Regions from separate parts of the Mus musculus genome. Here all the other regions are linked to region 3. The links are chromatin loops, found by intact Hi-C in ENCODE. Cell type or tissue: left cerebral cortex. All regions are shown on one strand. Each heading gives the region's core, and the rest is flanking DNA. Links, peaks and the distances in the headings are about the cores only.

Region 1 (7,793 bases), core at 1,529-5,528, 64 kb after region 3:
GCCTCTGCTCAGGGAGCCACTGGGAGATGCGTGTTGTCAAGGTGCAGAAGTAAACCAAGAAAGAGAAGCTGAAGATCCAGGGGCAGGGTTTTCCTCAGAGGGTGAAAGAGAAGGAAGGTCTTTGAATAGCAGAGGAGATGAAATTCCAATGACAGTCAGGCCTGGGGGCGCAACCATTTCAGCCAGACTGAATCAAGAGGAAGTGTTTAGAAAGAACGTCTTGATGAAAACCAAGGTGCTCCTCCCTCTGGGGATCAGAGGATAAAGGCAAGAAGAAGCTGGTGTTTGTTGCTTTGTTGGGAGCTTTGTAGTTCCTGGGGGGACTGGTGGAGTTGGGTAAGTTTATCAGGAGTGTAAAAAGCTAAACAGACAACAGAAGACAGAAGCAGGGCAACTAATAACTCCAGGAGAAACAAAAAGCTATCCAAGTAAAATGTAACCATTGCTGCATGGCGGTGCTGGAAATGGTCTTGATTTTGCAAGACTACTTTCTATAAACCGTGAATATTGTCTTAGCCAATGGTTCAGGTTGTAAACAGAGGTTAGACCAGTGTGGCCCCTGAAGATGTGTGGAGGTGAAGGATGGTGTAAGAACCGAATCCCTCTTCCACAGGGAATGGTTGATGACAAGATCTAAAGTAGGGAAATCAAAAAGCAACAGTGTTCAAATACATGGCTTAGAAATGTGATCAAGCCGGACGAGGTGGCGCACGCCTTTAATCTCAGCACTTGGGAGGCAGAGGCAGGCAGATTTCTGAGTTTGAGGCCAGCCTGGTCTACAGAGTGAGTTCCAGGACAGCCAGGGCTACACAGAGAAACCTTGTCTCGAAAAACCAAAAAAAAAAAAAAGAAATGTGATCAAGACAAGGAGATAGATGCTTGAAGGAGCTGTTACTAGTTGCTCTCTCAGAGTTGAGTGGGCACAGCCAGGCAGTGGATCTGCAAGGTCTTATAAGCTTCGTGGCCGTATTTCAATTCTTACACTTGGATAAAATTAATTACAAAAGCATAGACTTACCCATCCTCTGCTGCGGAGATCTAGCATATAGTGTTTGACGTTTGTTGTGCGAGCTTTTTTGCCTCGCACACGCTGTCTGTGTTTGTCTGGCACATTCTCCTATATTTTCTATAAACCTTCTTTACTAAAGTTAGCGGGATTGCAGTGAGTCTGTCTGGAAAATCACTGAATTAAACGCAGCCACAGAGTGCGTCTGTGTTCCTCACAGCCGGTCTCCTCCCTCTGTTTTCTTGTCAACGCAGCCCTCTAAACATTACAAGCTCTAAACAGTAGAGGATAAACAAATTGCTTCGTTTCTCTTTCTTGCCTTCTCCCCAAAGTGGAGCAGACTTGGACTTTGCAATAAGAAATCAACATTCTTCAGTGAGCCGATGTTCCGAAAATGGAATGGCTGAGCCAGCTGCGCCCTGAGTTCTCGGAGCTCCCTGTGCGAGCATGTCTCCTCGAAGCTCCGAGTAGTTGATGGAGAAACTGAACTTACAATGACCCAGACAGCTCCCTTCTACCTTTTATTTTGGAATAATAATAAAAAATAAAATCCAGGCTTCATAGAAAATGGCCAGGATAGTAAAAAGCCCATGCCCCTTTCTGATTTGTGGCTCTCAACTCTGTCACGGTGCTTTCTCCCTCTCACACACTTGCATCCTAACCCCCTCTCTCATGTGCATTTGGGGGTGGTGTCAAAATCATCAAGTGAGTTGCAAGTGCCATGTTTCCATGTGCCTAAATATTTACAGAGGATCAAGGCAGAAAGTGATCGTACATTGTGTTTCATCCTGGATGCCCTCAAGTTCTTACAGAGTTCGTTTTCTTGTTATTTGTTAAGTGTTTCATGATGGTGACCATCCGAAGCATGAACCAGCTGCTTGAGAGAGAGTCCTCTAATATAGATAGGTTCCTCATTTTGCTCCATGATTACAATATTGTGGTTTACAGTTCCAGAAAGGATGCCCAGAGAGATTCCTTTATGTACCGCCTGTAGCTTCTTACACTTGCTCAAGAGTTACACTTCACCAGTTGTGCGTTTCAGGTTTTGTTTTTCCTGATAATTTAAAGTCTGGGATAGAGGATTAAGAGTGAACGCTTACCTGCGGAAGAGTAAGGATGAGTCAACCATAGACAACCCCCCTGCGGTAATCTCGGGAGGGGTCATCTGTCCCCCTGGAAACAAGCATAATATTTTTTAAAACAACTTTGGCAGTATTCCTTGGCTGACTTAATCTACTGTAATCAGGGGCAATGTCTCTTAGAAAGTCAATTCTTCTATGGAGTGCAGTCTAGTGAGACACATGTGGAAACCCTTGGGTAGCTTTTCCTTCACCCCAAGTGAAGTCTTGTTTGGAGTCTAAACACTGCATATGTGTTTACTCTGCAGCGTCCTGGCTGCAGCCGTGCCAGGATCCTCAGGGGCTTAGGCTGTGTATGTTTCCTGTGAGGCAAGGGCAGCCCGGAGAGCCGGCGTGCCGCACATGCCAGAGGAACTATGCAAGCTTGCTGTTGAAGGCATGGTTTCTGTGTGTCAGGCCTTCCTGGTAGGAGACCTGGTGACACAGTAGCCTTTAGGCAGAGCTCCGGAGGATCTGTAGGAAGCACTGTGGCAGGTTTCGTTGGGGGGAGAAATCTGAGCCATTTCCAAGCCTGGGCAAGCCGACTGCCAGCCAGGGTGAGTGCTTTCATTTCGACTTGTTTGTCTTGCTTCTCTTTCTGAACTCATCGGGCCTTTCTAGAAGTTTCACAGGACTTGTTATAAATATCTAGAGCACGACTCGAATTGATCTGTGATTCGGCATTTCTTCTCTTTCCCCTCTCCAGATTTTGTGGACGTTTACTACTTTGTCATTATGAGATGTCGTCTCTCGGAGCCTCCTTTGTGCAAATTAAGTTCGACGACTTGCAGTTTTTTGAAAACTGCGGTGGAGGAAGTTTTGGGAGTGTGTATCGAGCCAAATGGATATCACAGGACAAGGAGGTGGCTGTAAAGAAGTTACTCAAAATAGAGAAAGAGGTAAGATCTGCTCCCAGAGGCTCTCACACCAGCTCTTATATAAGCCTTCCAGCCTAGCGGAGTTAGAGGGTCACAGAGCTGGAAGGATCTGGCAAGTCCTTTGGGGCTGGTCCATGAGGCTCCTTCCCAATTCCCATTCTGGGAACCCCATAAATAGAAAATATTGCACTGTGTGCTTTAGGGTCGAGCTCTACTAAGGGACATGTGAAGCTAGAGGATTTCTTTCCATGGTAAGCCGGTGTTCTCTGAGCTGGCTGGCCTACAGAAACAGGCGGGTTTGAGCTTTTCACTTCTTCAGGGGAACCAGGAGGGGGCAGTAAAGAGTAAGAGGTAACATTTTCATTGCTCCCTATTTTCACCCCTTGCATTGGGAGTGGTCCCTCTTGGTGCCTTTGGAAAATAAGAGTATTTGTTTTCAACTGAACTAAGCAGTGCTAGCTTCTTAGGTTTCACCTCTACAAGTTCACAGTGGTGCATTTTGTGCAATATAGAAGTAGGTTCCAGATAGAGTTGTCTTACCTTGTAAAAATCAGAATAAGGTCTTGGCTTTGAGAGTCGGGAACTTGTGTTGAAGTATATGAGCCCTGAACTCTTAAGTTCTTCATCGTTTATAGGAATGTCCCCGTCCCCATCCCCCCCGTCCCCCCCCCCACACACACACAAACTGATGCCACCACTATATTAAGTTTGGTACCTCAAGAGTCAAATGATTCGTATAGCTGGTCCGTGAGAGTTAAGCCTTTGTAACCCTGTAAAGTACTTTTAAAAATTTATGAGCCATCTATGAGCCATGTTAATGTTTCAATACATGTATGCATTGTGTGCTTAAGTCATTATATCCATTGCCTCGTTTAACATTTCTTTTACAACGTAAACATTCAAACGCCTTTCCTTTGGCTCTTTGAGATTACAGTATATTACCACTATCTGTAATTGCCCTGCTGGTGGCCTTTAATACCTTCCTCTCATGCTCACCTTGGTCATTGTTTTATATCCAGTTTTCACTAAGTATTGTTCCTTTCAAGACAACCTATAGATAGATATACACTCTTCTCCCCAAGCGATCTTGTTATCATTAATTGCCACCAGTGAACCACCCTGGCTGATGAGAGATGAGAACCCAGGGTCAGCCTTGCAGGTCTCCTCTCAGCAGTGTGCCATGGATGGAGCTCATCAGCCCACTCACCCAGTGTTGAAACCATGACCCTGGCTCTGTGGTGTCTCTGCCGTGGGCTGTCTTTGTGTTTTACGTGAAGCAGAAGGGTACTAAGTAAAGATCAGCTCTTGCATTAGAACCACTTCTGACACCAAACTCTTTGATTTGGTAAGATGACATTATTGTCCCCATTTTATAGACTGGGAAACAGAACACTGAGAAATGTATTAGCCACTCCAGCAGGGACAGATAGAATTCAGGAGGCTGGGCTTCTTGTTCTTCAGTATTTTACTGGGAGACTTCTAGTTGACCAGGTAGGAATAGAAAATAAGCCAATTCCATCTACTTATGTAAGAATGGTAAAGGCAGGCCATGGGGCTTGGATACTTATATGGCTTCTTCTATGGTTACTGGATGAGACTGGAAACTGATTTGAAGCAGAGCATTCCATTTAGCCCGCTCACTTCCTACCTCTCCAGCATATGTGCATAGGATGTGCCTTTTCCATGGTTTGATAGGGCAGGAAAATGACACGGGAAAGCACAGGGTGAGTGCAAGAGCTGGACGCTGCCAAATCCTGCTTTTGTATTGCAAGAGCGTAACTCATAAACTATAAGTCGGAAAGAGTAGAAGGTGCATTTCATTTAGAGGACTGTTGCTGTCAGAGACAGTCTTTATTCATCCCCGTGCCAGGTACCCCACACTGCTCATCCCACAGGAGTTTAGTGTGAAAGTCCAATGAGGCAGTGAGGGTAATTGGAGAGGAAGTATGCACCCCTTGCGAAGTTGTATTTATAAGATGTGAGTTGGCCACTGGCTAGGCACTTTTCAAGTGCTAAGATAAAGGTAATGAACTCTAGAGTCTTTCCCCCATTTGTACACTCAATCCTATGCCTCTTGGTCGTTATTTTTCCAATGAGTCTTAGAAGAGACGGACCCCGTAATGAAGTGCCTGTAACTCACTTCGTGGGACGCTGAGAATGGCCTGACATCTGACTAAATGTTTGTTCTGTGAACTTGGTCATATGTGGAGAATATATGTGACAAATATATTGTCACAGCCTATGTGACTACTTGCTTGCACTTCCCTTGTGACTCCTCGTGTAGTGAGGTATGATGTGTCCCTTGTGACTCCTCGTGTAGTGAGGTATGATGTGTCCCTCTGTTTTACAAAGTATGTGTTTCCTTCCTACTGAAAAGAACAAAGAGTGGCACTTGCTTAAAATGTTTTCTAAAAATGATTTAAAGCAAACACCAAGAAAAATTATAAGACTATCACGACCTCTATAATACCACTTAAGTCTACCACATAGTGACATTTTGTGACATCTGCCTTTTCTCTTTAGTGACTTATGTGCAGTTACAATTATTTTGTTTTTCATGACTATGAGAGTAAATTACAGATGCTATATGTGTTTATTCAAAGCATTTAAGCATCTCCTAAAAACCCAATTAACAAGGTAAGGAAATTGAATGGTTATATTATTTTATTGGATCATCCATCTTCAGATTTGTCCATTTGTCCCAAGAGACGTTTATGGGATTTTTTCCCTACGCAGGATACACTCCAGGATGACAAATGGCTGTATGTCTGTTTAGCCTGTTTTATTCTGGAATAGTTACCCTGCCTTTCTTTGCCGTTTAAGACTTTTCCAGTTTTGATGAGCCGAGAACACTTATGTTGCAGAGTGCCCTTTGTTTTGGCCTTGCGCTTTTCCCCTCATGTGGCTCATGTGGCTGTGGTGGGGATGTTATAGTGGTTGTGTGTCCTTGGTGACTCTTGGTGTGGTGTGATGGGTATCTCTTGTCTGCCTTAGGTTTGGTAATGTTACTTTTGAGCCCTTCCCTGGTTACTAGACCACTCAATTCCTCTGTGGTGAAAAATACCTATTTCCCCTTTTGTAATTAAGTGTTGGGAGCTACTTCGAGGCTGTGTAAATATGTCTTCTGAGCTCAAGCATCCCTTGGTGACTCTGTCTTAGATGTGTCATTATCATGATAGTCCATTGTGCCAAGGTCAGAGGTTCCCTCCTGACCTGTTCCCCAGGCTGCTTTCTCTCTCCCTGTATTTACACTGCCCAATTTGTTTATCTGTTTATAGACATTAAATCCTTTTACAATTCAAAGTGACGCAATCCATTACGTCATACACGTTTGTGCCTGTATTATGTCCAGCTTGGCAAGAGCTCCTTCAGAGTGGCTTCTGTGGCTTTTGACCACACCGTTCATCTGGGATGCTTTCCTTACTTCTGGACACAGAAAGTTACCCAACTCACTCAACTCCCGTCCCCACTGCTGGGCCAGCCATTTCTTTAGGAGGTCCTGAGTCAGCTTCCGACTTGGAGTTGGTATCTCAGAGCCAAAATAACCAAAATGGGAGTATTAGGGGTGCCTATTTTAGACTTTTTGAAAAAGAACCCTTGCTTTTTTTTAATTTTTATTTTATAAGAGTGTTTAAATTTTAAACTCAAACCTCTGGCTAGACAGAGGTCTGCCTTTCTGGAGAAGAGTTTAGAAGTATGTAGCACACTGACGCTGGTCTCCAAATAGTTGCTTTCTGTGGGTCAGAGGTTGTGCTTCTGGGACTTTCTACGTCAGCTGTTAGAGGGGTCAGATAGGGAGTCAGGTAAGCTAGCGGTGGAGACACGTGGAGAGGGTACTGTGCTGCCTCTGCAGTGGCAAAGTGCTCAACATTTACCGGAAGTGAAGCGAGGAGGACAGCTTGTAAAACACGTATATGCTTGGTATCTGTGTGCTGCTTTTTTTTTCTCTTGAATATCTGTGGTTTTCTATGATTTCATGTTTTCTTTCAATATTTTATTGTGAAAAAATTTCAAACATAAAGTAAATTTTACAGTGAATGTCTATAGACAACATATGGAATATATAGTTAGCAAGAATACGTGTGACCACCTGTATGGCCAGCTCTCCACGTCTTACTCATCCGTCCGTCGGTCTGTCCGATGCATTTCACCCCAGCATCATTGTCTTTCTCTTAAACATGTCATTGTGCATATTACTGTCTGAGCTCAGCTGTAGTTAGTTTTATTTTTTTCCCCCTGTGGTAGAAATATGTGTCGCTCCGTTTTTAGAAGTGTGGCTTGACTATGACATATATTTACATTTCTAATAAGAAAAATACAATTTAAGAAGTATAGTTTTTGACAATCTGTAGCACTGCCTCTGCAATCTCAAGTGAACCAAGCTTCATAAACTGTGAGTGGATCATATAACACTAATGCCCCAGGTTCACTGTATGTCTCCGAAACGTGGGACATTGCCTGTCACGCTGCTGTCCCAAGGCAGTGTCCCCAGACCTCAGGACTTGGCTGTTTACAGTTTTACAGCTGTACTTACAGTGCACTGTTTCTTTCTGTTTAATAAAATATTTTCATGGAGGAGGGAACAATACAATCTTAAGAATGTTTACCAAAAGTACGGAAAGAAGCCATGAGCCTGTCTTCTCAGAACTTGCTGATTGACTTGGGGGAAACTGGCCTGCTCAGGCAGAAGTTTAGCAAGGAGTGGAAGCGCCAGAGAAAGCCATTGTAATCCCAGTGTCTGCTCTACCACCACTGGCCTAGTGAGCCATCCCCCCACAAGCAAGAGTTCAC
Region 2 (7,793 bases), core at 1,529-5,528, 1.0 Mb after region 3:
GGGAAATGCAATTTCGTTTCAGTGAGTTTCCAGGGATTTCTTGTTTCCAACTTCCACGCAGTAGATGAACCAAGACCAAGTTTGCTGGGCCTGCGCCTATCCCGGCTCAATTCACACCCTCCCCAGTATTTTTCTTTCTTGGCATAATTTACCCCCAGTCTTTGGAGGACCCACCGGGTCCTACCTGATGAAGAAAAAGGAGTAGATTTTTTTTTTTCCTTTCCTCAAGGACGTTTGAAAACATTTGGATGAGATTAGATTGTGCACCTGAACCGCGTGTCTGGACATTCCGTCAAATCGTCACCAGTCGTGTAAAATTGAATTTCTTTTTATTCACATGGAAACTTTATTTATTTTAACTCTAATCTTATTTGCATCTATTATCTGTATTCACCAAGGCTCTCTTCCACTACAAAAATGCAGATGAAGTAAATCTCACATAAATCCCGCCCATTTGTGTAATTGGTATACTAAGTGTTTATTTTAAGTGAGAATAATTTAGCTACAAATTTTCTTAAGGAATAACATTCTTAACACATTAAAAAAAACTGAAAACTCTGATTTGCTTTTATGTTTGACAGTAGCTCTTGATTCCCCCAAGAGGCGCACGGCGAGTGCGGCTCTCTGGCGCCATCTAGAGCTCCTGCATAGGAGTCCGCGCTGTCGGCCTGGTGCTTGGCTTTTAGCGCTTGGAGACCTGCTTCTGTCGAGAACTCTGGCAGCCAAGGAATCAGGCAAAGAAAAGCGAGGTTTAGTGTTTTAGCTGGGGACAAGCCCCGTTTTGAGGGGACATTGCCTAGCAATGGCTCCAAAGGAAGGGGATTATTTCTGAAACACACTTACTGAAAAATCCAAGCAAAACAGACTACCACCTCGCTTGGCCCTGGACCCAGCTTTCTTTCATTGTCTCATTTAGCATTCTTTCCTAGGCGATTTCAGGGTCTTCCAGCACTCCTAAATGAGAAAGCTGAGCGTTGTCGGTAGCGGCAGCGACGTGCACCCTGGGTAGAGATCCCGCGGTGGGCACAGCTTGCCTCGCACACTTCACCCAGCGTCCTAGGGTCCAGGGCTGCGGGACCATCGGGTCTGCCTGGACTACCCAGGACGGGCGTGAACGCAGTTTACCACCAGGTCACCAAGACCTCCTCAGCTTCCCAGAACCCCTAACACAGAAGAGAAAGCCAGAGTCTCACAGCTATGACCAGCCTGGACCCACCGAGCACCTCAACAGACCTCTGCAGGGTTTCCGTGCAATGGGAGGCGACCACTGCTCAAGTGGGGCGCAGCGGGCATGGGGCAGCTCGACGGGGCCCCAGAGGGCGACCAGGAGCCCCCAGAGCCCTCGCCCCAGGCCCTCCCGACGGGTGCGCACCCCCTCCCAGAACAGACCCACCCCTTTTGTCCTTGCCTTTTCGAAACCCAAATCTGAAATGAGATAACAGTTGGGGGCGTTGGCCAATTTTCTCTTCTCTGTGCATCGCCCTGCCTCCCGCCGCCCCCTTCCCTCCTCTTCCTAGTCCACTACCCCTCCCCCATCCACTAGCTTTAGAGGGCTTGTAGGGACTTTCTCCCCTCCCCCTTCAGCAGTTATTGTTTTTTAATTTAAAAAGCGACACCTTCCAACCCCGGCGCCCGCCCGAGGAGGAAAGAAACGCAGTCTCCCGAAGCTGTAAGAAAAGAGATGAGGCTCTGGGGTGCCCGGCTCCCCAAACTCAAGCCAGGGAAATGCAGCGCGCTTCTGGGAACTCAACAGCCACCTTTGTAGCGGGTACTCGGCTGGGTTTGTATTTGCTGTTTTAATACAAACCCCGCCGCACTGCCTATTTCAGAGATGTGCTAATTACTACTTGGATAGCAGGGCGCAAAGTCCTTGTCCATTTCCCAGTACAAAGTAGGTTGCTAGAAAATTTGAAATTGCCTTTCAGCCTAAAGCTGCCTTACCTGAATGTCATAATTACAGTAATTATGTACATCCAAATTACATGCTAATTAAATTAGAATCAAATCGTTCTAAATCGAAATCAAATGAGGTAGTGAAGAATTAATCAATGACAACATAAATAGAGCGCTTCCTTCAGAGATATTTATTGTAACGATCCAAGGAGGAATTTGATCTGAAAAAGTCACCTGTTTATTTACTTTCAAATTAGTAATCAGTTATTATCCCTTCTCCATAATTTTAACCGTTCAGTGCTATTTACCCCCCACCCTTTCCAGACGCTGGAGTTTATAGAAATATGTATGAGGTAAATACATACAGACTTGCCTCCCCATATATTATTGGTATAAATATGTACGGTGTTTGGAACTCTTAAGATTTCTAAATGTCCGTGGGGACACATTCCTCCAGAGTCAGTTAGTTGGCCAGGATCCGGGAAAGCTTAACGTTTGAGCTGTAGGTTTTCCCAGACGGTAGCCTTCTTTCTCTTTGGAAATTCACTGTGGATTTTGCATTGTTTCGCAGGCATCTTGCCACTTCAGGGGCGATTCATTGATGAAAGAAATGCAGGGATAGGGTGAGACTCCCTCAGTCCGCTTTCTTTTTGTCAATTGCTAAGAGAGTTGGCATTTTCTTCTTTTGCGTCAGGAGCTAGAGATTAGCATTGGCTTCCCTAAGCGCGGTCTTCACCTGTGGAGCCCTAGGGAGCAGAAAAATTCTCTTGCCTTTCAAGGCAAGGCGGGCGAGTGCGTCCTGCGACCCGCGCAGGGGACACACGAGGGAAGCCGGGCAAGCTTCAGTAGGGACAGGGAGGCAAGGTCCAGGCCCTCGGGGGCGCCGCAGCCTCTCGGAGGGGCCTGGGAGTGTCTTCTGGTTGGGTTTGGGCCACCGCGGGCCAGCGCCAGGGGACCCATGCAAAAAGCTAAGCTGACACTGTTTTGAAAGGCTTGTGGACGGAACATGGACGGTTGTGCGCCCCCAAATTCCCAGCTTCTCTCTGTGTGCTGTGTCCCTGGTTGCCAGGCGAGAATCCCGGAAAAGTCCCAGAGAACGCGGTGTGCCCTGGCATCTACGGATGGCCTAGCGACACCTGATCAGCCTATCCTTTGGGTTCCGTGTGATACCCTTTCAAGTGGAGATCTGACCGGCTCCGAAGGCCTCGGCACCCCGAAAGCCGCTGCCAGGCAAAGGCCAGAGGTTTTCCCTGTCTTGAGTCGCGGGTAGGCGACTAGGCAGTTTGGTCAAATCTATTACAATCAGACCTTCGCGTCTCAATCCGCACTTCTCTACAGTATTAGGTGTATTGTGGGGCTCTGGGGTGCTAAGTGTGAGGTGAAGCGAGGAGGGAAGGAAGGTGATAAGAATTCTCTGCTCCCTTTTCTGCCTCAGGAACCGGGTAGTAGAAAACTTCAAGTCAGGGAAGCGCTCAGTTCTCAGGGCACTTTCAGATCTGACCCTGCGGCAAAGGCCGCCATTGCAGACTGGTTAACACTTGTCCGGAAGTGGTAACTGTAGTAAATGTATCTTCTCAGAAAACCCAAATAAGATTGAAAGTATGTGTAAGCCTGCTCCTTGGTCTTCAGCACAGGGTGTGGAGGACGCGGCCTAATTGAGAGGCCTTCACCAGCATCTTGGCCAGTAGGTCAGAAGCATAAAATTGCCTGTGCGGATACTAAATTTTGTGATTGAAATCGAAAAAAAAACGCCTGCTCCAACAGCGGTACTGATCGGATCCTGTGCCCTCATTGGAAGAAAGATCTCTCCACAACCTTTCAGATAAAAAAAAAAGCTTTCTTCATATTGCAACTGCATGATACAAACAAGATCCATGTCACACTACAAGGTGAGCCTTCCTGCTGCAGCAACTTCTCCCTATTTGGGCAATTATTAAAAGAAATTATGACTAATTTACTATGTAGACATCCAGATAAACAAACCCCAACCTAACCACCCGCTTTCCCCTGGTCATTTGTAAATCGACAGTGCCTCCTACAGGAATTATCACGTCACCGTTGCGTTAAACAGGCTAGGGAGAATTGGAGCATGTCCCTAAAATTCAAAATTTGTCCAATACCTTTGCATACAGGTTCACATCGAGGGAAAAAGTGTCGAGTACCCAGATTTATTTAAAAGATTTTCTCTATTAAGGGTAAGAAGAATGACATATTTCATGTCTGGATTTGTGGAGTTTCCTTTGGATTCATTGAATTTAGAGGATTCCTCTTAGGCTACTTACTAGATCATGCCCAGTCCCATGCCTCAGTATCGCCAGCACATGCAGACACAGTGAGCTTCGGGAAGGCTGTTGTTCCATGTTTGTGTGTGTGAGAATGCCTCCCCTTCCATCTGTAAGTCAGAACAGGCCCATTGCGGTTGTCTAGCATCTGTGGGTGGCCAAGGCCCAAACCTAAACTGCAGATGCACATGATCTGTAACCACTGGGAAATTTCTCTTAGAATTGGGTGGGTAAGATTAGCCCTTTTAAAATTATTCCCTTATGTTTTAATATTCTCAACAGGAAGGATTAAATTAGAGATTAAAATAAAAACCTTAGGGGCTACCTTGTAAAGTTAAGGGTGGTATCACATTTTGGTGAAAGTCAAAAGTATAAGAAAGTGTATTTCTTTAATTCATTCTTAATTATAGGATGCATTTCAACGTTTTTCTTCATGAACACTATATTGGTTTGGAACCCTCTTTTAAGGCAGTAAGTATTGCATAGGTTTTGACATTACAAAAATTATAAAGTCTAAAAAGGTGTACGGCAGGAAATAATCACTGCAACACTGATGAACTCGGTGTAAATTAGCCTTTATCAATTTCAAATGCATGCTTTTCTAAGTGAAGGAGTAGGATCTGAGGTGTGCTGAGATAGTAAAGGATATGGGAAGGAGTTCAGCTCCTCTCTAGTTCCCTTCACGTGCATAATCAAAGGACTATTTACATCATAGATGCAGCTACATCACAGGACATCTGTTTGTGTGCATAGAGAAATATTAGATATGGAATAGTTTGAACTCCTTCCAAATTTATTTTCTTACACTACTTGGAAATTGTGATGGCTATCTAAACCATTTTTGTACTAGACAAAATAAAAAATAAAACCCTGATTTAAAAAAAATACATTCACAATAGGCAAAAAAGTTTTAGTTGCATATAATCTGCATTTTTTATTGAAAATTTCCATAGTTTTCTCTTCTTCTAATCCTTTGGAACATATGGCAAAATGTATAGCTAAGTTTTTAAAAAAAAACAAAACACCTTATATGTTGGCTTGGTCTACATAGTGAGTTTCAGGCTAGCAAGAGCTACATAGTAATGGGAAGACCCTGTCTCAAAGAGAAACCGTTCCCTCCACTCCCAACATACACCTTTAAATACAAAATATCTAGTTTACATTATTTCTTTGTAATATGTTTTACCTCCTGAAGAAAAACTTTGCAATGTCAACCAGAAAGGCTATTGTGGGAGGAGACAGAATAACACTCCCCTCAAGATATACATGTTTCCAACCCCCCCCCCCCGCCCCCTCCCCCAAGCCATGAATATGTTACATTTACAGGTGCAAAGTTAAGGTTGATAATCAGTTGGTCTTAAATGTGGACCTGCTATACTCACAGGGTCCTTACCAAGTGAAGGAGGGTGCAGTTAGTGTCAGACTGACTCCAGGACTTGGAAACAGGGGAGTTCTCTTCGTTAGAAAAGGGAGCCAACCACCAAAACTGGGCACCATGGATTTTCTGAAGGAAGACATTCTACCCATGCCTTCATCTTATCCTAGTGAGACCCATGCCAGAATTCTGATTTTCACAACTGTTAAGTTTGAAGTGATTTTGTTTGCCAACATAGACAAATAACAGGACATCCAATTATAAATATCATACTTTTAAAGTCTTAAGGACATGCTTTTTGATATCCAGTATTTTATTCACCCTAGTCAGTTTCAACAATGATTACATTTTGCTTCAAGCATATTCAAATCTTAAAATAACAAATTTGAATTGATAATTATTCAAGATTCTGTCACTGTTTTAATGGTGTTTCAAAACAACAACAAAATCACACAATTACGTACATATTTTAAATCTGGTATAAGGCAGAAGAAACAACTACCAACAAGAAAACCACCACTACCACCACCATCACCACCACCACAACAACAACAAAACAAAAACTACTTGTATACCCTAAATTCCCTGCAAATATCTGCAAACTTAAGCTTGTGGTACAACAGTGCTTTAATACTTGAAACAACAGTTTACAGAGATGGAAAATGAATTGACTTTTTTTATTAGATAACAATGTGTATGTTAGCCCTTGCTAAAGATGTCCTTGATGCCCAGGTGGTTGCTCCGAAGCTCTGTTGAGCCTGCTGCCTCTCCCTTTATCTCCTGGGCGCTCAGCGCACGTGCTCTCTTCTATGGTCACCTTCACCATGGCTTCTGGTGCCCTTTCTTCCCTTCTGCTCTTCACTAGGGCTCCGGTGTGGCCGGCTCCTCACCTCCCTGTGCTTCTGACGGTAAGGACTCCTGCTTCTGCTTCGCCGGCTGCTCTCAGCCCGGCTACGGCTCCGACTTCGGATTCCCCGATTTCTGTCAGACCCTTTCTTCTCTGGACTGTGCCGGTGGCTTCTGGATGTCCGGTCAGAAGCAGAATGGACCCACATGCTATTCTCCCCAGAACTCTCTTGTTTTGGAAACCTTAATTTTTCCTGGGCTTTTCCCCTGTCACTGTGACTGCTGGAAAGTTCTTCGTAAAGCATGTTCTTAGGCTTGTCCTCCTTACAGTCACTGGATTTACTTTCAGAACATTTGGTTTTCTTCTTCTTCTTCCTCTTCTCTTTCTCTCTTTTCTTTTCTTTGTTATCACTCTCACTGCTGCTATCTGATGTCTCCGAGGAGGAGGAAGAGGAAGAGGAGGAGGAGGAGGAGGAAGAGGAGGAAGAGGAGGAAGAGGAGGAAGAGGAAGGGGATTTGTTTTTACGTTTCTTGTGTTTATTTTTGCTCTTCTGTAACTTCTTCTTTTTCTTATCACTTTTCTTTTTCTTTTTTTTCTTTTCAAGTCTATCCAATTTCCTGTAGTTGGAAAGAAATAGTTCTTTCATCAACAAAAAAGAAACTGTTAACAGACTATATCTTCTTAAATGCTACTAAAAATGGTGTCCACATCTGAACCCATTATTTATTTTATTTAATGATAAACCACTTTCTTTCTTTTAAACTATTCAGGCATGTAGACACTGAACAGAATGTAAATTAAGCCAGCGTCCTAACTATGCTTCCCTGGGAATCCTTATCCTTTTGATAAAATACTGACATCGAGTCAGAGCATGAAACTACTTAGCACTCTAAATAAAATGCTTCTCGGATTAAAGAAAACCTGGGAAAGATGTGCAGCATTAATCGAACCTATGCACAGTCAATCTTGTATGTATGTTTTAAGTGCAGAAATATTAATGAACATTATTGCCCAGCAGTGGTGGTACACACCTTTAATCTCAGTGCTTGGGAGGTAGAGGCAGATAGATCTCTGTGAGTTCAAGGCCAGCCTGGTCTACAGATTGAGTACCAGGAAAACCAGGGCTAGAGAGAAATTCTGTCTTGATCAAATCAAAACCAAACCAAAACAACATTAATTATTAAACCTAAGGATTGTCTATACGTTCTGATTTAGGATATACTTTGATGTTTTATTATATAAAATAGTTACCTACTAGTTCTCATCAACTATCTAGTTTTAGAAATAGAGCAACCCCACTGTTTTATGAACTTTCAGTCTGGGAAGATAAACTGTTTAGATGGAAGCTGAGTTACTGTGAGACTCCAGTCTCTGCACCCGGCTCTGCATACCATTT
Region 3 (7,793 bases), core at 1,375-5,374:
CAGGCTGCACATGTAAATCCACCATTTCAGAGGAAGGCTCTCCTGCTGATGGTCACCCTCCCCTCAAGTGAAGGCTGAGATTCTACAGCGACTTCTTGAACCTCTGGAAGGATGTGGGGATGACAACACAACCTCTGTTACCCAAAGGGCTTCCCATCGAAATCTCCACAGGAGTTGTTGTGTTAATCAGTCCTATCTACAAGACACCATAAAACCTCCCGGAAAGTGCTAGAGGTGCAGGTAGATGGAGGTCCTCAAGAAGAGAGCAAACTTAGTGAGTGGAGTGGGAAGCAGCTGCAGGAGAGAAGGGAGACCACAGAGGGCCCGGCTGACCTGTGACGTTGTCCTGAGACCAGGAATCTAAGGGCTTCACCTACTGAAGACTTGCCCCGGGCTGGAGCCATTCTCAGCTGATTCCATAAGCACCTTGCCCACCAGCACCAGTTCTGTTTGGAATTGCTGCTTTCTGCCCTGCTCTCTGTGCTCTACAGAGAGGATCCGTATCCAGCTCTTCACCTAGTGTTGCCCTAACCAACTTTCCTGTGCATTTGTAGCAGTCCAACCCCTCTGGAAAGCGACCTAATTGGACAGAGGGGACGTTCCTGTGCTGAGGACTGGATTTACTCGCTGCTCTTAAATTGTTCCCATTTAATCCTCTTAACAAGCCTCAATATTAGTTGCCAACTTGGGTAGTATAACTCTGATTTACTGGAACTGCAGACAGTCAGAAGATTAAGGGATCATACCAAGTATGTGTTGCTACAGTGGGGTTTATGCTCAGTCTGCTGTCTTCTGAAGCTGGCACTAATGTGATCTTCTAGTTTGTCCTCTGACAAACCATCTCCTAATCTGGTACTCGGATCCTCTTTAAAAGCTCCCTCATTTTCACCCTTGCTATCATCATAAGCATGAGCCATCCTGAGAAAAGCCTTTCTCACCCTCCTGCTCACTGCTTCTCTTCATCCTTCAACACACCCTGACTCCCAGTAGGCTCCCTGTTTCGAAAGGTCCATTCAGGTGCCTCTACCTGCTTGTCTATGTACCTAGTAGTCTGGTCTGTTGATATTCTGTCTCCAGATGTGCAAATGGAGCCCAGCAAGTAACTGTATCCACAAGTAGCACCTCCCCTGTTGATGCAAGTAGACTTTGTTACACTGTAAACTTGAGAGCTCAGCTCACAGATGAACTTTCCAATGCAGGAGCCACCTAAACCTTGAGCATGTAATTCCTTGAGTGTTTAGAACACTGGGGACATCCCTTGAGTACAGAAGTGATGAAGATGCTGCTGAAATCCATATAATAGTAATAGTTCTAACATGAGCCCCTTTTCTTATTAATGCTGGAATTGGGGCAACAAGCCTTGTACCTACAAAGAAAGTGCTTAGCCAGAGTGACATCCCTAGCCATGTGATATGAGTATTGAATATCCAAGTACTGTTAGCATCATAGTGGCAGATATTCTTTCTATGTCTCACATGTATGCATATATATCCATTCCTAAATATCTATCCCTAGTCTTACAGATAAGTATTTAGGTATTATACACTCCATCTGTCTCTTGTCTGACAAAGTAAGAACGCTGTATAACATTTCTTAGATCACAGAAGGAGATGAGTGAAGCAAAAGAAAACTTCTGACAAGAGTCTTGGTCTAAGTAGCAGAGTCTGGTCTTGCCCCAAACTTGCAACATTCTCAACCCAACAGCTCTCGGGCCAGGCTGAGGACTTGGAAATCCTGTGTAGACTCAGATCACACTGCTCTCTACTAGTTCACTACTTTAGGTGGTGTGTGAAGACGTGGCTGTGGCAACTTGACCTCAGTTACCACCAGGAGTTAAGTAGTAGTGTGGGTAGAAATTCAAACTCCTGTGCTAGTATTTGGCTTTATCATACTTTCTATGGAAACATGAGGGTAAGGTCTCCAAGAGCATCTTCCATCTTTACCGTGGAAGAGGAAGAGTTTCCAGGTACCCACCCGCCAATCCCCAGGCACAGGAGATCCCTGCACAGCCTTTGCCCAGCCTTATTTGTCATGGCCCACAGTTGAGATGGTGGTGGTGGCAATGCTGGTGACCACACTGTTGGTAACTGGGGATGGTTGAGGATGCTAACAACAAAGATGGCCTCCAGGCAAGTACAACAAGCAGCAAAGACACTCTTCACCTCAAAACCGACATTTCAAAACATGCCCAACACTATCCCCCAAATCCTTTCCAACACCAAAAACTCCCGAAAGCGTTGGGCACTGAGTACTGGTCCCTTTGTGGTTCTGATCCAGTTTTTTCACAATCTTTCCCAGACTCCCTTGCCGGAACAGGAAGGCCCGACCACTGGGACAGTGGGAACATTTGAGCTGATGAGCTCGAAAGACCTGGCGTACCAGATGACAACCTACGATTGGGAACTCTTCAACTGTGTGCATGAGGTAAGACGCCCAGCAAGGAGCGTCCATGGGCTCCATAGGATTCTGAGTGAAGCCTGCTGGCCTGACGCCACTCATGTTTCCGTGTGCTACCATATGGAAACCACATGATGGGTTTTGTGCATGCTGAGCTTATAAAACCCGTAAGTATTAAAGAAAAAAAAAATCTCTGTGATGCTATGCTATGTCTTCCAGAGTCTATTAAGCCAATAACACCTAGTTTATATTTATATATTCCACAAGCTTCATGAAAGCCCTTCAAATCTATATGACAAGGTACATCCGGGTTAGCGATTGAATTCACATCTGCTGCTTGATAGAACACTTTCCTGACAAACGGAGGAGCCAGGCTGGCGTTTTGATTTAAAAGCCAACAAATAAGTAAAATTGTTTTCCTTTCTGTTCTAGCTGGAGCTAATCTACCACACATTTGGAAGGCATAATTTTAAAAAGACCACGGCAAACTTGGATTTGTTCCTGAGGAGGTTTAATGAAATTCAGTTTTGGGTTGTCACTGAGGTCTGCCTTTGTTCCCAGCTCAGCAAACGTGTTCAGCTTTTGAAAAAATTTATCAAGATAGCGGCTCAGTAAGTGTCTTTAACTTTGGAGAAAGAATAAAAATGTCCCTGAACTCTGTTCTCATGGAAAACACCTTACAAAGAGAAACGGGTGTAAGAACAACCAGCAGTTGAATTCTTGAAAGAGAAGAATGTCTTCTAGCTTTTTAATAGTTAACATCAATATATAAATTAACATCTTGTAGTACTGATGCTGGAGTCAAAGGGGGGGGTGTGTTTTGCTCTGAACTCTTCAGATTTCCCCCACCCCCACCCCCCTTTGAAGAATGCTATTGAAGTCAACAAAAGTTCCTTTAGAAACTTTGGTTGCAAGGCTCTGGAAGCCGATGTGGCACATAACACGTTCTCACCAGTAGAGGGCAGTAGAACATGCTGGAACAACAGCTCACAGCTCAGGCAGAATAAAATCAGTAAAACGCATACAGGCCAGCTAACCTGGCACTAGGAAATCATCTCCATGCACATCAGAGAAAGCAAACATCTTATAAATATTCTATTTAAAAGCACTTCTTGGGAAACAATTTATTTACTGCAGGGGCCAGTTAGGTTTCTCCCTGACATGAATTTAATCTTCTCCTGCTATTTAGATATGCTTGACAACCTCCTGTTTACTTCCATGTTTTTGGTATCACCACAGTGCTAAAAATAAAAAAGCTAAATGTGGCTTGTGCTGCGAGACTCCTTCCCTTTCTAAATGCAGAGCCCGAGCTCGGGGAGGTTAGGAGAATGAGCGACCCCAGCCAGGCGTTTTCTTGAGCCAAACAGTTCAGATCCCACACACTCTCTTGATTTCCAGAGCTAAACAAAGAAGGGAAAGCGGCTTGGTGTTTTATAGAAGCCAGCTTGCCAAATGCCTTGAGTTGTTTTGCCAGATTTCGAGGAGACAATAGAATACCAGATCCTTTGAATCCAGGAGCTGCTTGCCTTGCCTTTTGGGAAAGCTGGCTGTTTGAAGACAGGTTTGGTGCGGCCACTTTCCCTAGCGGCGCGGTCAGGCGGCCTCTGTGCAGTGAGCAGATGCCTTCATGTGTTTGGAATGAGTGGCTTATGGAAACTATGACAGGGTGAGCTTTCCCATCATAGAGAGCTTGTTCTCTCTTCACCTTAGCCTGCTGGTGCCAAGTGCAGCAGGAAGGAAGAGAGGACCTGCCTGTCAGTTTACAACAGAGCAGGCAACACAGAAAAGGCTCTCAAAACACCCAGGAGTTTGTTTTGTTTGTTTGTTTCTGCCTTTGTAATGTATCCCCTATCTTCCTGACTCTCTGTATTATACAGGTAGACTTGGCCTTTCCTGCAAATCAGCTGACTATTTAGCCATATTCAGCCCTGTGCTGAGGCTGCTGTCCCGCCATGAACCTGTTCACTCAACCCAGTTAGTACAGACTCTAGGCTTTCCTAACCCTGAGTCTACAGGAATAGACAGAAGCCTCTAGACCAGTGGTTTTCAGCCTTTGGGTCTCGATCCGTTTGGGGGTCACATATCAGGAATCTTGCGTATCAGATATTTACATTACAATTCATACAATGATTGTTGTGAAGTAGCAACAGAATAACGTTATGGTCGGAGGTCCCCACAACGTGAGGAACTGTATTAAAGGGTCACAGCATTAGGAAGGTTGAGAGCCACTGAGGTAGACAATAGCATCTGTTTTGCTTGCTGTCTTTAGAAAAGCTGCAGCATTTTCTTTTAAGTTCTTGGCCCAGTCTGGAGCTTAGCAAAATTAAAGAGGCAAAGCTGGGGTAGGTGCTTTAGTCCTGTATTCACAGGAGAAAAAACCGAGACAGGAAGTCATCTCCTGGCTTGCCTTGAATGATAAGCAAAGCTGCAAATGGAGCAGGTCTGCCGCTCTGGATTTATTATCTCCAAGTCACCCACACAAGGCAAAGGCCAGTGATGCAGGTGGAGATGCCGGCCCTTGTTCTGGGAGCCACTACCCTAGCATTGTGACATCCTTGCTTGCTTTCTCGTGTGTGAGCCGATCCACCATAACTCCTCTAAAGTGCATTTCCCCACCGCCACGACCTATGAAGAACGGCTCGTGGCTACTTTTTGAGTTGAATATGAGCAGCCAAAGCAACCATTCAATGAGCCTTCTGCAAAAATGTTTTGTTCAAACATTATTTATTTACTTTTATTTTGTAGAACATGATTTTAATATTTTCAAACAATAATTATTTTAAGATATATTTCATTGTTAGGTCTCCCTTTTCATTTCTGAATTTATAATTTGGATACTGTCTCTGAGCAATCTGGTTAGGCTGGCTAAGGATTTATCTATCTTGTTGCTATTCTCAAAGAACCAGCTCCTGGTTTTGTTGATTCTTTGTATAGTTCTTTTTGTTTCTATTTGGTTGATTTCAGCCCTGAGTTTGATTATTTCCTGCCGTCTACTCCTCTTGGGTGTGTTTGCTTCTTTTTGCACTAGAGCTTTCAGATGTACTGTCAAGCTGCTAGTGTGTGCTCTCTCCAGTTTCTTTTTGGAGGCACTCAGAGTTATGAGTTTTCCTCTTACCACTGCTTTCATTGTGTCCCATAAATTTGGGTATGATGTGCCTTCATTTTCATTAAATTCTAAAATGCCTTTAATTTTTTTTTTCTTCCTTGACCAAGTTATCATTGAGTAGAGCATTGTTCAGCTTCCATGTGTATGTGGGCTTTCTGTTGTTTTTGTTGATTGTCTTAGTTAGGGTTTTACTGCTGTGAACAGACACCATGACCAAAGCAAGTCTTATAAAAAACAACATTTACTTGAGACTGGCTTACAGGTTCAGAGGTTCAGTGCATTATCATCAAGGTGGGAGCATGGCAGCATCCAGGCAGGCATGGTGCAGGCAGAGCTGAGAGTTCTATGTCTTCATCCAAAGGCTGCTAGTGGAAGACTGACTTCCAGGCAACTGGGGTGAGTGTTTTAAGCTCACGCCCACAGTGACACACCTATTCCAACCAGGTCACACCTACTCCATCAAGGCCACACCTCCAGATGGTGCCACTCCCTGGTCCAAGAATATACAAGCTATCACATTGATATTTAAGACCAGTCTTAGTCCGTGGTGATCTGTTAGGGAACATGGGATTATTTGAATCTTCTTGTATCTATTGAGGCCTGTTTTGTGACCAATTATATGGTCAATTTTGGAGAAGGTACCATGAGGTGCTGAGAAGAAGGTATATTCTTTTGCTTTACAATGAAATTTCTATAAATATCTGTTAGATCCATTTGGTTCATAACTTCTATTAGTTTCACTGTGTCTCTATTTTAGTTTCTGTTTCCATGATCTGTCCATTGTTGAGAGTGGGCTGTTGAAGTCTCCCACTATTATTGTATGGGATGCAATATGTGCTTTGGAATTTAGTAACGTCTCTTTTATGAATGTGGGTGCCCTTGCATTTGGAGCATAGATCAAACATTATTTGTTTATGATAGCAGTCAACTTATATAGCCATATTGCTGTGTGGTGAAAGTTTTCTGCTTATTAGGAAGTAAACGCTTTTCCTTTTTAGGGGTCTGGTATGAAGAACTTAGGGTGTGTGGGTGTGGTCGTTTGCCATCAGGTGTACCAAATACTTGGGATAACATTGGCATTTTAATAAGAATTTAGGCTTAACCCAAGTGCTTCATTCTCAAATATAGATTTGTAAATACTCATAATGATATAAACACAGACTCAAAATTATCAACCTTACCAATATCAGTAAAACTAAAAATACAGTTATTTTGTTATGGATCTGACATCTCCCAACTTCAAACTTGGGAGAACAAATGCCCAGCCCACAGGACCAGGCCTTGTAAGCTGATACTTTTTCAACAATTTAGTGTCACTAGCATAGAGGAACCAGGGTAGCCACAGCATTGTGACATCCTTAACCCATTCCTACCTGCCAGATGAGAGTACCTACCTCCAAGTGTCAAGTTCTACAATCACTTTGCCTGCCCTTTTCTAATCCCATGGGATGTGTCTCCCCAACCCTTTCCAGGTTCACTACGGCGTTTAGCAAATTTAGGATTATAATAACAACCCTTAGGGGAGGTGAATTTAAATTACTTCTCAAAACCAAACCCTCAACGGCCAAAACTATCAACTTTCTAAAACTAGCGTGGGTTGTCGAGCCGCAGAGCGTGGTTACCCAAGCAGAACTCCAGCAGTGCCTTAAATCTGTCATTGCCAGCTCATATAAACGAGTCCTGATAAATATTAATGACTATCAGAAAATAGAACTCTATTTAAAAAAAAAAATCTTGCTCAAAAGTGGCATGCTACTTAACCACGTGCCTCTTGTGTTTCAGCTGCAAGGAGTACAAAAATCTAAATTCCTTTTTCGCCATCGTCATGGGACTCAGCAACGTGGCCGTGAGCCGCTTGGCACTAACGTGGGAGGTAAGAAAGCCGCTCCTGGCGTGCAGCTGGGACTTTTGCCTTAGGAATAAAAACACAGGCTCACCAGTGAGCTTTTTTTTATAGAAACAGCACTCACACTGGTATAACAATGTGAAAGGTGGGGGCCCTTAGAGGGAGGCGACCTGTCTCCTCTTTCTAGTTACCTCAGAGTGAGAGTTTAAAAACACATTGTCCAGGTGGAGGAAGTGTGCGTGGGGTGGGGTGGGGGGTGGACCTCAGCTTTCCCATTGCTACAATGTAAATAATCCTAAATCCAGGTCTACCTATTGCTCAGTTGGCTGCAAAGGTCACTTTGCTCACTGGTTCAGTTGTCTCTGAAACGTCTGCTTATTGCTTTTATCCTGAGCCTTACCTCTAAGTGAAAGAGGGTAGAGGGTCCATTTTATCCAAGTAGTC

Evidence for each region. Peaks named below come from ENCODE experiments on the same cell type or tissue, not always from the same donor. Only the 100,000 strongest peaks of a DNase experiment are listed, where the experiment ranks them.
Region 1: a loop joins it to region 3, with 2.3 times the contacts of the local background. A loop is called at or near these places in 12 of 42 quality-filtered maps.
Region 2: a loop joins it to region 3, with 6 times the contacts of the local background. A loop is called at or near these places in 12 of 42 quality-filtered maps.

Annotation. Positions count from the first base shown.
Region 1 is chr2:72,295,358-72,303,150 of GRCm38, forward strand. Map3k20 (mitogen-activated protein kinase kinase kinase 20) reads left to right here. Exons shown (of 20, transcript NM_023057.5): 2 at 2,831-3,023. The coding sequence starts at 2,865. Among named protein-coding and RNA genes, the nearest start is that of Map3k20, 14 kb to the left of the region's middle. In left cerebral cortex, for the core only: a CTCF peak has its summit at 3,333 (motif pointing right); DNase peaks (open chromatin) are centred at 2,556 and 3,324; H3K4me3 peaks cover 869 bases; H3K27ac peaks cover 654 bases.
Region 2 is chr2:73,278,022-73,285,814 of GRCm38, forward strand. It overlaps Cir1 (corepressor interacting with RBPJ, 1), which reads right to left. Exons shown (of 10, transcript NM_025854.3): 10 at 5,851-7,014. The coding sequence ends at 6,339. Among named protein-coding and RNA genes, the nearest start is that of Sp9, 10 kb to the left of the region's middle. In left cerebral cortex, for the core only: a CTCF peak has its summit at 3,932; DNase peaks (open chromatin) are centred at 1,812, 3,069 and 3,793.
Region 3 is chr2:72,231,779-72,239,571 of GRCm38, forward strand. Rapgef4 (Rap guanine nucleotide exchange factor (GEF) 4) reads left to right here. Exons shown (of 31, transcript NM_001204165.1): 24 at 2,299-2,424; 25 at 2,830-3,008; 26 at 7,286-7,376. Among named protein-coding and RNA genes, the nearest start is that of Map3k20, 50 kb to the right of the region's middle. In left cerebral cortex, for the core only: a CTCF peak has its summit at 3,357 (motif pointing right); DNase peaks (open chromatin) are centred at 3,365 and 3,844; H3K27ac peaks cover 938 bases.